3 separate regions of the Homo sapiens genome follow, and all the other regions are linked to region 3. A link is a contact called in ENCODE Hi-C or POLR2A ChIA-PET data. All regions are on one chromosome and are shown on one strand. The core of a region is the stretch at or near the end of the contact, and the rest is flanking DNA. Distances in the headings are between cores, read along the strand shown. Region 1 holds the start of GMEB1 (glucocorticoid modulatory element binding protein 1). Region 2 overlaps RPA2 (replication protein A2). Region 3 overlaps DNAJC8 (DnaJ heat shock protein family (Hsp40) member C8).

Region 1 (4,053 bases), core at 747-3,246, 470 kb after region 3:
AGCACTTTGGGAGGCCAAGGCAGGAGGATTGCTTGAGCCCAGGAGTTAGAGACCAGAGTGGGCAACATGGTAAAACCCCATTTCTACTAAAAATGTAAAAATTAGCCAGGCATGGTGGTTCCTGCTTGTGGTCCCAGCTACTCCGGGGGCTGAGGCAGGAGGACTGCTTGAGCACTGGAGGCTGGGGCTGCAGTGAGCCGAGATCCCGCCACTGCACTCAGCCTGGGAGATCAACCCAGACCGGTCCCCCCCACCAAAAAAAAGAAAAAAAGAAAGAAAAGAAAAGAAGGGCCGGGCGCGGTGGCTCACGCCTGTAATTCAACACTTTGGGAGGCTGAGGCGGACGGATCACAAGGTCAGGAGATCGAGACCATCCTAGCTAAGACGGTGAAACCCTGTCTCTACTAAAAAATACAAAAAAATTAGCCAGGCGTAGTGGCGGACGCCTGTAGTCCTAGCTACTGAGGAGACTGAGGCAGGAGAATGGTGTGAACCCAGGAGGCGGAGCTTGCAGTGAGCCGAGATTGCGCCACTGCACTCCGGCCTGGGCGACAGAGCAAGACTCCGTCTCAAAAAAAAAAAAAAAGAGAAACTTACTTAGTAGGGTTGCTGTGAGGATTATACAAGACAGAAGCATCTTCACCAAGCCATAGGCCATAGAAAGGTCTTTTTGTTTGTTTGTTTTTTGAGATAGAGTCTCACTCTGTTGCCCAGGCTGGAGTGCAATGGCCTGATCTCGGCTCACTGCAACCTCCGCCTCCCGGGTTCAAGTGATTCTCCTGGCTCAGCCTTCTGAGTAGCTGGGACTAGAGGCGCGTGCCACGACGCCCGGCTAATTTCTGTATTTTTAGTAGAGACGGGGTTTCACCATGTTGCCCAGGCTGGTCTCGAACTCCTGGTCTCAAGTGATCTGTCCGCCTCGGCTTCCCAAAGTGTGGGATTACAGGCGTAAGCCACCACACCTGGCCATAGAAAGGTCTTAATACGGCCGGGCGCGGTGGCTCACGCCTGTAATCCCAGCTCTTTGGGAGGCCCAGGCGGGTGGATCATGAGGTCAGATATTGAGACCATCCTGGCCAACATGGTGAAATCCTGTCTTTACTAAAATACAAAAAAAAAAAAAAATTGCCGGGCGTGGTGTCGCGCGCCTCTAGTGCCAGCTCTTCGGGAGGCTGAGGCCGGAGAATCACTTGAACCCAGGAGGCTGAAGCTGCAGTGAGCCGAGATCGCGCCACTGCACTCCAGCCTGGCCAAAGAGCAAGACTCTGTCTAAAAAAATAAATAAATAAATAAAAAATAAAGGTCTTAATACTTGTTAATTACTATTACTGACCCCAGGAACTCTCTGAAGCACTTTTCATGCAGGTATCACCTTCTTTAGCACTCACATTATGTCTTATCGGAAACAGGTTTAGAGCTGTCAAGAAATTCCTCCAGAGTCGTTTACACTTCCAGCAGGGGAGTCAAGACTTCAACCCAGAAACTCACAAGCAGGAAAAACTTGGCAAACAGGCACGGGTCAGACAATGCTTAGGGCTTGCTCAAGGACTCGTGACCAGTTACTGATCTATGCAGATCTTCTGATTGCAAACTGATAGCTGGATTGTAACTTGAAGGGTCCGATAAGATGTAAACTTCATAAAACAGGATTTGGGGAGGTAAATGGAGTAGAGTCCTCCAGAGGAGTCGAGAAAGCTAGCTTGGCCCTCAATTGTGGTTGAGGTGATTCTTTCATTTAGGGCCTATTTTCCTCATCTATGAGTGCGGGAAGGAGAGTTACTGGGGTCTCTAGCGACCTTTCCAACACTGATTTTCAAGGGCGAAAGAATTCTGCTTAGGTAAGGCCCAAATCCCTTGGCTAAGGTTAATCCTCGGTGGGACCGGCAATAGGGACGCGTCCCCTTTAAGGCGCCAGCTCTCCGGCGGCGGCGGCCGGAAGTGTTGAAGCCCGGCCTGGCGGCGGCGGTGGCGGTAGCTGCCGTGGCGGCCTCTGCGCATGCTCCGTCGCCTGCCCGCCCTGGCCGCTCGCCGCCCGCCCGCCCGACGGAGACGGTGAGGAGGGGGAGGGGTGGGCGCGCGGGCGCGGGGTGGGGTGGGGGCGGGGGGGCGGGCGCGGGGGCCGCGCGGCGGCCGGCGAGGGCGGGCGGGCGCGCAGGGGGCGGGGGGCTGCTGCCTCCGCGGGCGCCTCCCCACGCCCTGTGCGTGCCGCCGCCGCCGCCGGGGAGCGAGCGGACGTCGCGGCGCCGCGGGGGGGTGGGGGGACGCTGCCGCTGGGTCCGCCCGAGCCGCCGGGCCGCCCCCAGCGCAGCCGGCCGCGCCGCCGGGGCTCGGGCCCCAGACCAGGGCGGCGGGAACCGGCGAGTCCACCACTGGGGGGGCCCCGGCGCCCCCGGACCGAGGGGCCCGGAAGTACTCGGCTCAGGGGCCAGGAGGGGCCGGAGTGACTCCGGACTGAGAGGGCCAGGCGCCCAGGACCCCATCGAGGGGTCCGGGGAGCCTGGGGTATCCCCAAAGGCGGGGTCCGGGGAGCACCGGGCCCTTGGATGAGGAGCTGGTTGGAGGCCTGGGTCCTGCCCAGTGGGAGGGGGACGATAGGTGCTGGAAGCCCGGATGCCCGCCTGGGAGGAGACCCTCTCGGAGCCTTGGCGGGAGAGCAAGAGTACAGAGTGGGTTCTTCTGAGGAGAGCAGAGTCCAGCTTATCCCGAGGGGCGCGGTAGAGGCCTCGGCCACTCAGAACAAGGGAAAAAAGGGCAGGTTTTTTCCAAAGGCAGGGAAGGAAGAGGAGCTCTAAGGGGAAGTGAGCAGGCCCAGGTCTCCCCACAGATGAGCGCGTGGTAGGAAGACTCCTAGAGCCTCCTGAAGTACGAAAGAGCAGCGTCCAAACCTGAGGGGATGGAAGGTGTCTAGGTGCCTCTTGATGTCTAGGTGGAGAACAAAGTAACCCGCTCGGTCAGGGGATGGAGAAACCTATCTTTTTGAGAGAAGCAGAGATCGTTGAGGAAAGATGCTTAAGGTGTTCCCGCTTTCTGAAATGACAGGAATTGGCCAGGTGTTATCTAATTGAGGGGCAGGAGAGATGAAGGCAAAATCTCAACCCGAGGGTCTTTGGAGGATGATCCACAAGACAAGAGGGTGAAGTCTTGACCTAGACAGCAGAGCAGGCGCAGCCCTGGATTCTCTCAAGATGAGAGAAATCTCAAAACCACTTCCTAGTAGACACAGATGGGGCCTTGATTGGTGTCTGTTTAGGCCAATCAAGACGGGTTTTAGGAAAAGAGACTGTCAGACATAATTCTAGTCTTGAGGGATTATCTTCTTCCTCCTTGCCTCTTCTAATAGTTACCAAAGTGCATTTGGGGACCCTTTTTATTTATTTATTTATTTATTTGTTTTTTGAGACGGAGTCTCACTCTATCGCCCAGGCTGGAGTGGTGGCTCACTGCAACTTCCGCCTCCTGGGTTCAAACGATTCTCCTGCCTCAGCCTCCCGAGTAGCTGGGACTACAGGCGCGTGCCACCACACCAGCCAATTTTGTTGTTGTTGTTGTTGTTGTTTGAGACGGAGTTTCACTCCTGTTGCCCAGACTGGAGTGCAATGGCGCGATCTCAGCTCACTGCAACCTCCGCCTCTTGGGTTCAAGCGATTCTCCTGCCTCACCCTCCCGAGTAGCTGGGGCTACAGGCGCCCGCCACCACACCCAGCTAATTTTTGTATTTTTAATAGAGACGGGGTTTCACCATGTTGGCCAGGCTGGTCTCGAACTCCCAACCTCAGGTGATCCCACATCCTCAGCCTCCCAGAGTACTGGGATTACAGGCGTGAATCACTGCGCCTGGCCCAACCAGGCTAATTTTTTTGTGTTTTTAGTAGAGACGGGGTTTCACCATGTTAGCCAGGATGGTTTCGATCTCCTGACCTTGTGATTCGCCCGCGTTGGCCTCCTAAAGTGCTGGTATTACAGGCGTGAGCCACTGCGCCCGGCGGGGGAAACTTATTCAATGGTTGCACCGTCTCCTAATTTGAGAGCCTTATATCAAGGATGTATATTTAA
Region 2 (4,208 bases), core at 1,709-4,208, 310 kb before region 3:
ACATGGGGTTTCTCTATGTTCGTCAGGCTGGTCTTGAACTCCTGACCTCAGGTGATCCTCCCACCTCAGCCTCCCAAAGTGCTGGGATTACAGGAGCCACCACGCCCGGTCAGCCAGGCTGGTTTCTAACTCCTGACATCAGGTGATCCACCCGCCTCAGCCTTCCAAAGTGCTGAGATTACAGGCGTGAGCCACTGGGTCTGGCCGTTTCGTCAGAACAATGAGGATTAGCAGGGATCCAACTAGAGGTAGATACCAGCCTCAGAGTGCATTTATTTTCTTTACCCCTGGAATAAGCCACAGGGTGGTGGGGTGTTATAATGGGACTAGGGATTCCCCCTAGGCAGTGGTCTCCAAAGTGGGGAGCACACAGCCCTAGGGAAACACAAGATGATCACTGGGAGACAGAAAGTAATTTTTAGCACATCCCTTCACATTTTTTAATTTATTTAGAGATGGCACGTCTTGTTATGTTGCCCAGGCTGGTCTCAAACTCCTGGCCTCAAGTGATCCTCCTACTTTGGCCTCTCAAAGTACTGGGATTATAGGTGTGAGCCACTGTGCCTGGCCCCATATTGATTTTTAATATTCTTTCTCATTTCTACCTTTGAATGATTATATTTAACATACCAATACAGTAGTAGACATAAATAATTGCTAAACAAATGACTATAACCTGGAGATGGATGCTCAAAAACTTATCAATGGGTTGGACTTCCCTTCCGCCAACTGCATTTTTAAAAACAAATCTATTAATCCACACCAGATACTAATTCTTAGTGGCCTTCCTCTAGTTAAACCCAATAAAGTAGTACTATTCTCCAAGGAGCCTCATTTCCCACCTGTATATGTAGGGATTCTCCTATGAGCAGGCTGGACCCATTGCTAGGCCGTGACACTGGTGGTTTCTAAGAACCTGGGTCACACGGCTATCTCAACAATGGGCCAAGAGAACACTGTACATGTGACCTATCAGGTGGACCACAAATGCCCAAGATGCAAGTTTGTCCTGCCTGAGCAGAGCAGAAGCTCTACAAAGCCTGGAGTTTCATTCTGAGAAGTGGCCTGGCTGGCTCTCCTGCCTGTGCTCATCCCACAGGTCCCAGCAGCGGTCAGAAATCACACAACCCCCATGAGACTGTGGAAATGGCAAGATGGCAGGGAATCCAGCACCACTGAGCAACTATTCTGTGCTGCTGGGAATGCTGAACCAGCCTGTCCCGTGACGCCAATCTCTTATTGTGCTTTATATTCCTAGTACCTGACCTACGGGTTGATACAGCAGGTATCCAATAAGCACTAAATTAACAAGCAGTTGTTAATTGCTAAGTCGTCATCTGATTTTTATCAAAAGAAAAAAAAACCGGTCAGGCTCACGCCTATAATCCCAGCACCTTGGGAGGCCAAGGTGGGCGGATCATGAGGTCAGGAGATCGAGACCATCCTGGCTAACACGGTGAAACCCTGTCTCTACTAAAAATACAAAAATTAGCTGGGTATGGTGGCATGCGCCTATAGTCCCAGCTACTCGGGAGACTGAGGCAGGAGAATCACTTGAACATGGGAGGCGGAGCTTGCAGTGAGCTGAGATTGCACCACTGCACTCCAGCCTGGGCAACACAGCAAGGCTCTGTCTAAAAAAAAATAAAAATAAAAATAAAGAAAAAAGAAAACCACTTCCACCTACAAGTACTGCTACCGCTTTGCCCATTTGAGGGCACCCAGCTTCATAACTAGAAAGAGAAGTTTACCAACCATAAAAGTATCCCGTCATATATTCCAAATTCAAATACACGATTTTACTTGTTTTTAGTCATTGTTCTTTGAGAAAATAACCAAGAAGGAACACACTTGCAAATGAACATGCTGGCTGAGTTTTACACATTTGCATAGTTCCGCAGATGTTAACAACTCTGCATGTATAGAAAACAACCATACATTCATCCACTGTTAGAAACCAAGTAGGTGGAGCCTTCTCTACACAGCTGCTAGATCTCATTTAGAAACAGAGTTAAAGCAGAGAATTCTTTTTTTTGAGACAGAGTCTCGCTCTGTTGCCCAGGCTGGAATGCAGTTGTGCAATCTCGGCTCACTGCAAGCTCTGCCTCCCGGGTTCACACCATTCTCCTGCCTCAGCCTCCTGAGTAGCTGGGACTACAGGCGCCCACCACCTTGCCTGGCTAATTTTTTGTATTTTTAGCAGAGATGGAGTTTCACCGAATTAGCCAGGATGATCTCGATCTCCTGACCTTGTGATCTGCCTGCCTCGGCCTCCCAAAGAGCTGGGATTACAGGCGTGAGCCACCGCGCCCGGCCAGAGAATTCTTATTGGGATGTTACGTCTCACTAACTTTATCTCAAAATTGGTTCTTTTATTCAAGATGTAGATTACTTTCAGGAGTTGTCAAAAACATCATTGAACTAGTTTCTTTTTCTGTAAGAAACAGCCAATCAAGTTGGCCAAAAAATGACCATAGGCTTTTGGAAAGTCTCATCTTGAGGCCAAATGGGTAGCTATTTGATTCAGTTACATGATCACACACTGCCAAAGAGTCAACATTAAAGTCCATTATATAATCCCTTTAAATGGCAATACTAGATTTAGACGCTTTACAGACTATGTTTTTTTCAATCTTCACAACAAACCCAGGGGAAATAACGTTTTCTTTTTGTAAATGAGGAAATGGAGGTTCTCAGAGCTGACATAGCCTGCTCAAGATTCTAACTAAAAAGTGGGAAAGCCAGAATTCAAATCCAAGTTTCACTATGTTACACTGCCTCAGATGATAAAGTGGTCATTACACTGCTCAGAAAGAAAAACGAGAATTTTTACAAGTTACTACAATAGAACTGTTTTATTAAACATATGACTGTATTTATTTTGTACAAAATGCAGTAACACTTCTTCTTTTCCTCTGCCCCTGGAGGCACTACCGCAGAACTTCATGTTCACAGAAACACACGTCATGGCAAGTGTGTCAAAAAGTCATGACAAGCAGGAAAGTGCAATTCTGAAAGTAATGCCACACAACCAAAGTGGGAAATGAAAACAGGCAGAGGCCAGCAGGTTTCTCGGCTAGGGCTCTGCCTATAACGCCCTGGTCCTGCTCATCTTTCAGCAGTAAACATTTTAAGAAGAGAAACTCCTGAGCACTATGTAAGTACTCTCCTGGTAGCATCCTTCCAATTCCATCTATCTTGATGTTGTAACAAGCTTATTTGTAACTTCCTCAAGAAATCCCACCCTGGATTGCATCCCTGTCAATTGCCCATCTCCCTCTGAGCTTCAAACAAAACAAAATAAAACAGAAGAGCAGTAAGTTTCAAAAGGAAGTCAGAGGAGACATTTGATAGATGAAACCTACTTCCTAGAAGCCCCCTGGCCAGACATATGCAGAGCTGGAGACAACAGATTGTGAAACTAGGTCCAGCTGTAAAATATCTCAGGTACCCAGTTAGATCCAGTTATTCTGCATCTGTGGATTTAAAATGGTCATCATCCACAGTAGAATAGATGTGCCCCTCATTGCTCAGAAAATCCACAGCTTGCCTAGAAAGAAAGAAGAAAAAAAAAAGGTCATTTTCAGGCCAATTCAGAAGGAAACTGCCTTTTGGATATGGCCAAATATGCAAACTTCGCTTATCTCCCAACTTTCTACCTTAGCTAAGAATTCACAAGTATTCTGCACATAGAAAGCTCTCACAGGGAGAAATGCCAGTAAAATAGCAAAACAGAGCTTATTCATGGAGACAATGGCTATTAGGGCTGTCTTGGATCCCTCTCCCAAATTGTGCAAAGGAAAGACAACAGGGCCTCACTTAAATACAGTCTAAGCAGGAAAACAAGGATCTAAAGCTGTAGTCACACTTGCACACAAAATCTCCTAGTAGAAACCACTGTCTTTAAAAGTCCCCCTTTTCCAGCCACACACTGAAACCCCGTTGGTCCCTCTCAGGGAAGTAAAGTTGTGGGAAGCAAAGGAAACACTCTGAAACCTTCAAACCCTTCAAGGTCCTCAGGGTTAGTGTCAGTAACGTATTTAATAGCCACAATCTACAGAGCACCTAAGTAACAGCAGTTCTCTACCTCATCAGCACGCAACTCTGAGATAGGAATTATTATCCTAATTTTACAGGACAGGAAATGGAATCAGCCCTGAGCATTTCTTATCTATCTAGGCCTGGCAGGTCAATTGATTTATAGTAAC
Region 3 (3,946 bases), core at 1,203-3,702:
GCTCTGTCACCCAGGCTGGAGTGCAGTGGCACAAGATCTTGGCTCACTGCCTGCAACCTCCACCTCCGGGGTTCGTGATTCTCCTGCCTCAGCTTCCCAAGTAGCTGGGACACAGGCACGTACCACCATGCCTGCACCACCGTGCCCAGCTAATTTTTTATTTTTAGTAGAGACGGGGTTTCACTATGTTGGCCGGGGTGGTCTCAAACTCCTGACCTCTAGTGATCTGCCTGCATCGGCCTCTCAAAGTGCTCGGATTACAGGCATGAACCACCACGCCCAGCCTACACTTCATTTTAAAGGTGCAGTTCCCACTTTACATACCAGGATGCTGAGGCTCAGAGTTGATGTTACTGGCCCATATGCCGGGTTTCTACCCATACCTGGCTGGCTCCTTCCACCTCACCTCTGCCCACAAAGGTCCTCTTGCCAGCAGTTGGCTCCACAGCTGGGGAGCCTATCTGCTCCACTATTTACAGAAAACAAGAAAAGTGGCTCATCCAGCCTTTCATTTTCTTCTGGGCCCTGGCACTCCTCCAGCAAGCCTTCCCTACCCAGAGAGCTCCCCTTAACCTATTCATGGATGAAGGGGTGGGAGAGGATGGCACTGCCATAGCCACAGCCCCACCCTGGAGGCCGGTCTTGACTGTACTGCCTCAAGTCAATGCCCAGCATACACTCCTCTCCCCAGCCACGTCATCACAGAGATTGCTCCAAGCAGGGTTATGAGAATGGGCTGGGACCACTGCTGATCTTCCCAGTGGGTCTGTCACTAAAATGTGCCAGAAAGTAAGTGGGAAGACTTTGGTCCATCTAGGAAAATACGATGTCCTGACTGAAACCCAAATTCCTCAATATGCCATTACGATCTCCCTGATCTCATCTCACCTCACGTCTGTGCTCTAAGCATAACAAATGTTGTTCAGTCCCATGAATGGGCTATTCTCTTACCTTCTGGGCCTTTGCACATGCCACTCTCTCTGACTGAAACACCTTTCCCTCAAGTCCCACCCCTTCTGTGCCAGACACTGTTGTTTCTAGCAGGCATTCTTTTTTTTTTTTTTTGAGACGGAGTTTCATTGTCGCCCAGGATGGAGTGCAGTGGCGCGATCTCGGCTCACTGCAAGATCCACATCCCGAGTTCACGCCATTCTCCTGCCTCAGCCTCCCGAGTAGCTGGGACTACAGGCGCCTGCTACCACGTCCGGCTAATTTTTTGTATTTTTAGTAGAGACAGGGTGTCACCGTGTTAGCCAGGATGGCCTCGATCTCCTGACCTTGTGATCCGCCTGCCTTGACCTCCCAAAGTGCTGGGATTACAGGCGTGAGCCACCCCACCCGGCCTTTCCAGCAGGCATTCTTTCATCTTTACCAACTTAATTTTATTGGAAACAGGTGCCCAATCCCAAGGAGTAAGGCTTGGTATATTGCCTGTCTGTTCTTCGCAGCTCTCCCAGCCAAACTTACCAAGAGGGGTCCCTGTGACCCATTTTCTAACCAGTGACATCTTCTGGGAAAAATTTTGCTCCCTGGATGACTTATTTCTGTTTGGTAGTTGTTATAAGATGTGGTGCTAGAAACTTCTTGCAACTATGAGATGCCAAACCCTCCACAGAGGACGGAGAAGCATAGTAAGAGCCTGTTTCCCTGGAGGTATTACTGAATGAATGATTCCACCATGAACAATACCTGAAACCACCTGTCTCCACTTATGGAAGTAAAATATTCCTCTAATTCTTTTTGCCAGTTATTCCTTGCAGCCAAAACACTCCTAACTGATGCATCAGCCCCTGGGTTCCAGTTTTTAAAAGGGCCACTTTCTTCAGGAAACATTCCCTGGCTGCTAAAAATGAGATCAAGGGCCCCCTTCTCGGAGCAGTGGACAGTCTTCTTGCCCGTGTGCCCCAGCTGTGAGGCAGGCAACAGGGGTCCTGCAGTGTTCACCACTGTATTTCTAAACCAGCATATTTGTTCAATGAATAAACACACCTGATATGATTTGGATTTGTGTCCCCACCCAAATCTCATGCCCAATTGTAATCCCCCACGTTGGAGGAGGGACCTGGTAAGAGGTCATATGATCCATATGTTTGGATCATAGGGGCCGCCCCCTTTGCTGTTCTTGTGATAGTGAGTTCTTATCTATCACTATCCAGATAGTGAGATCTGGTTGTTTAAAAGCGTACAGCACCTCTCCCTGCGCTCTCTTCCTCCTGCTCCGGCCATGTAAGACGTGCCTCCTTCCTCTTCACCTTCTGCCACAACTGTTAAGTTTCCTGAGGCCTCCCCAGCCATGCTTCCTGTAAAGCCTGTGAAACCATGAGTCAATTAAACCTCTTTTCTTTATAAATTACCCAGTCTCAGGTAGTTCTTCATAGCAGTGTGAGAACTAACACCCATAGCTAATTGCTGGCACAGCCTCCTTGAGGGCAAAGGTAAGTTTGCAGATAGCTGAACTGAACCACCACCACTTAACCTCTAAGGAAGCGGTGTGTGCACCCACATCCTGGACTGAAATGGGGTTGCTTGGCTTTGCTTGGCTAGAAAAGATAATCACTGCCCCCCTAGTCAGGACTGCATTACCTCACGGCATGTATCACTTTTGCAGGGCAACTAAACATTTTCTCCCCCTGCCTTGGTCCAGTTTTAGCCAGAAGCACACCCACCCACCCACCCACTCATCACTGTGCTCTACTTCACATGTGGTTTGGATGTGCTCAGTGGTACTTGGAAGGACAGTAAGACACCCAAGCCTCTGTCCTCTCCCACAGAGAAATGAAAGTTGCACTTCTCATGATACTAAAAGACATGGTGCCTTTCGTAGTCATTGTGCCTGTTTACTCATCTACAAGACATTGCAAAAAGCAAAACTCTAGTTTTGAGTCACCTAGTTTCCTGTATCTTCACATTTCAAGTGTCACCTTTCCCCTTCTCACTTTGGGCCCCTCCTGAGGGCTGATTCTGTCCCTGAAAGCAAGCAGGACATTTAAGCATAGACTGTGAGCTGGACGCTTTCATATATTACTTCATTTAATCCTCAAAACAATCAGTATCTTCATTTTACACAGAAATAATAGGATATTGGCAATACCCAAGGAGCACTATGGTAGTTACCTTGTATATGCCATGGCAAATCTGCCCTAAAAGCTGCTGCAGTAATTCATATTCCCATTTCATAGATGAAGAAACTAAGGTTCAGCCAGGTCTGTCCAACCCCAAAGCATTTTGGGGTTCAGCCAAGCCAGACAAGGGACCCACAAGGGAGAGTACAAGGAAAAGTACATCAATGGCTTGGGTATAAAAATTTATTATACATAAAGAATATTACCACTAACAAATGCAGACAGGCTAGGACATGGTACTGGGTGGAGGACGGCTAGCTCTTTGGAAAGTGAAAGGTTTGGGTGGCGTGGGCCTCATGCCACACTGATTGGTCAGTAGACAGGGGGCACATGCCAAACACCACAGGGCATCAGATGCTGCTCTGTGTGCTCACAAGTGTTCCCTGTCTTATCTGGGCCTTCGAAGGGAGCACACCCAGAAGCGAGCAACTGAAGCGAAGGGGCTTCCTAAGGTGCCCCTTCCAGGCTTGTCTCTGAAGTCACAGCAACACTGTTTTAAGCAGTATGTTTAATTGGATGATTTCCACAAACTATCCACGAAGTTTCTAACCATCACAATTCAGTGAAGTACAAAACACTGAGTTACAGGCTGTGGGAAGAGAAGGCAGCACCAATGGTGGCACCTTCTAATACTGGTTGTTCTAGGGGCAGGGAGAGGGAAAGGTCTTTTTTTAAACCAAGCCCCTCATTTCAATGTACAAAAGAATTACTCTGATCGATATTAAATCGTATTGAAAACAAAATGGACTAAAAAGCAAATACTACTCTATGTTGGGGTGGAAGTGGGAGGAAAGAATGAGTCCTTCGAAGCAGGAAGGGAGATA

What was found. A loop is a pair of places that touch in the nucleus more often than their neighbours do. ChIA-PET counts read pairs that join two places held with the same protein, here RNA polymerase II (POLR2A). Pooled maps may share reads with other maps.
Region 1: a pooled map shows a loop between it and region 3 (2.4-fold over the local background). The contact joins the promoter of GMEB1 here to the enhancer-like site in region 3. A Hi-C loop is called at or near these places in 1 of 50 pooled maps. POLR2A ChIA-PET finds 5 or more read pairs at or near these places in 2 of 52 experiments (WTC11 and activated T-cell).
Region 2: a loop to region 3 is called in a map with no recorded cell type, with 9 times the contacts of the local background. The contact joins two enhancer-like sites. A Hi-C loop is called at or near these places in 6 of 37 single-sample maps with no recorded cell type and 6 of 50 pooled maps. POLR2A ChIA-PET finds 5 or more read pairs at or near these places in 1 of 52 experiments (A673).

The regions. Positions count from the first base shown.
Region 1 is chr1:28,666,788-28,670,840 of GRCh38, forward strand. GMEB1 (glucocorticoid modulatory element binding protein 1) reads left to right here and starts at 1,997. Exons shown (of 10, transcript NM_001319674.2): 1 at 1,997-2,052. RefSeq lists silencers at 1,969-2,108, 2,139-2,248, 2,259-2,548 and enhancers at 3,079-3,128, 3,179-3,238.
Region 2 is chr1:27,888,698-27,892,905 of GRCh38, forward strand. RPA2 (replication protein A2) reads right to left here. Exons shown (of 9, transcript NM_002946.5): 9 at 2,827-3,550. The coding sequence ends at 3,466. Among named protein-coding and RNA genes, the nearest start is that of THEMIS2, 18 kb to the left of the region's middle. RefSeq lists a silencer at 2,068-2,137. Within about 2 kb of position 2,959, at least 9 of the 41 ENCODE cell types and tissues checked have a DNase peak (open chromatin) inside an H3K27ac peak, as active enhancers do.
Region 3 is chr1:28,197,266-28,201,211 of GRCh38, forward strand. It overlaps DNAJC8 (DnaJ heat shock protein family (Hsp40) member C8), which reads right to left. Exons shown (of 9, transcript NM_014280.3): 9 at 3,013-3,946. Among named protein-coding and RNA genes, the nearest start is that of PTAFR, 23 kb to the left of the region's middle. RefSeq lists an enhancer at 27-76 and a silencer at 2,400-2,729. Within about 2 kb of position 2,453, at least 6 of the 41 ENCODE cell types and tissues checked have a DNase peak (open chromatin) inside an H3K27ac peak, as active enhancers do.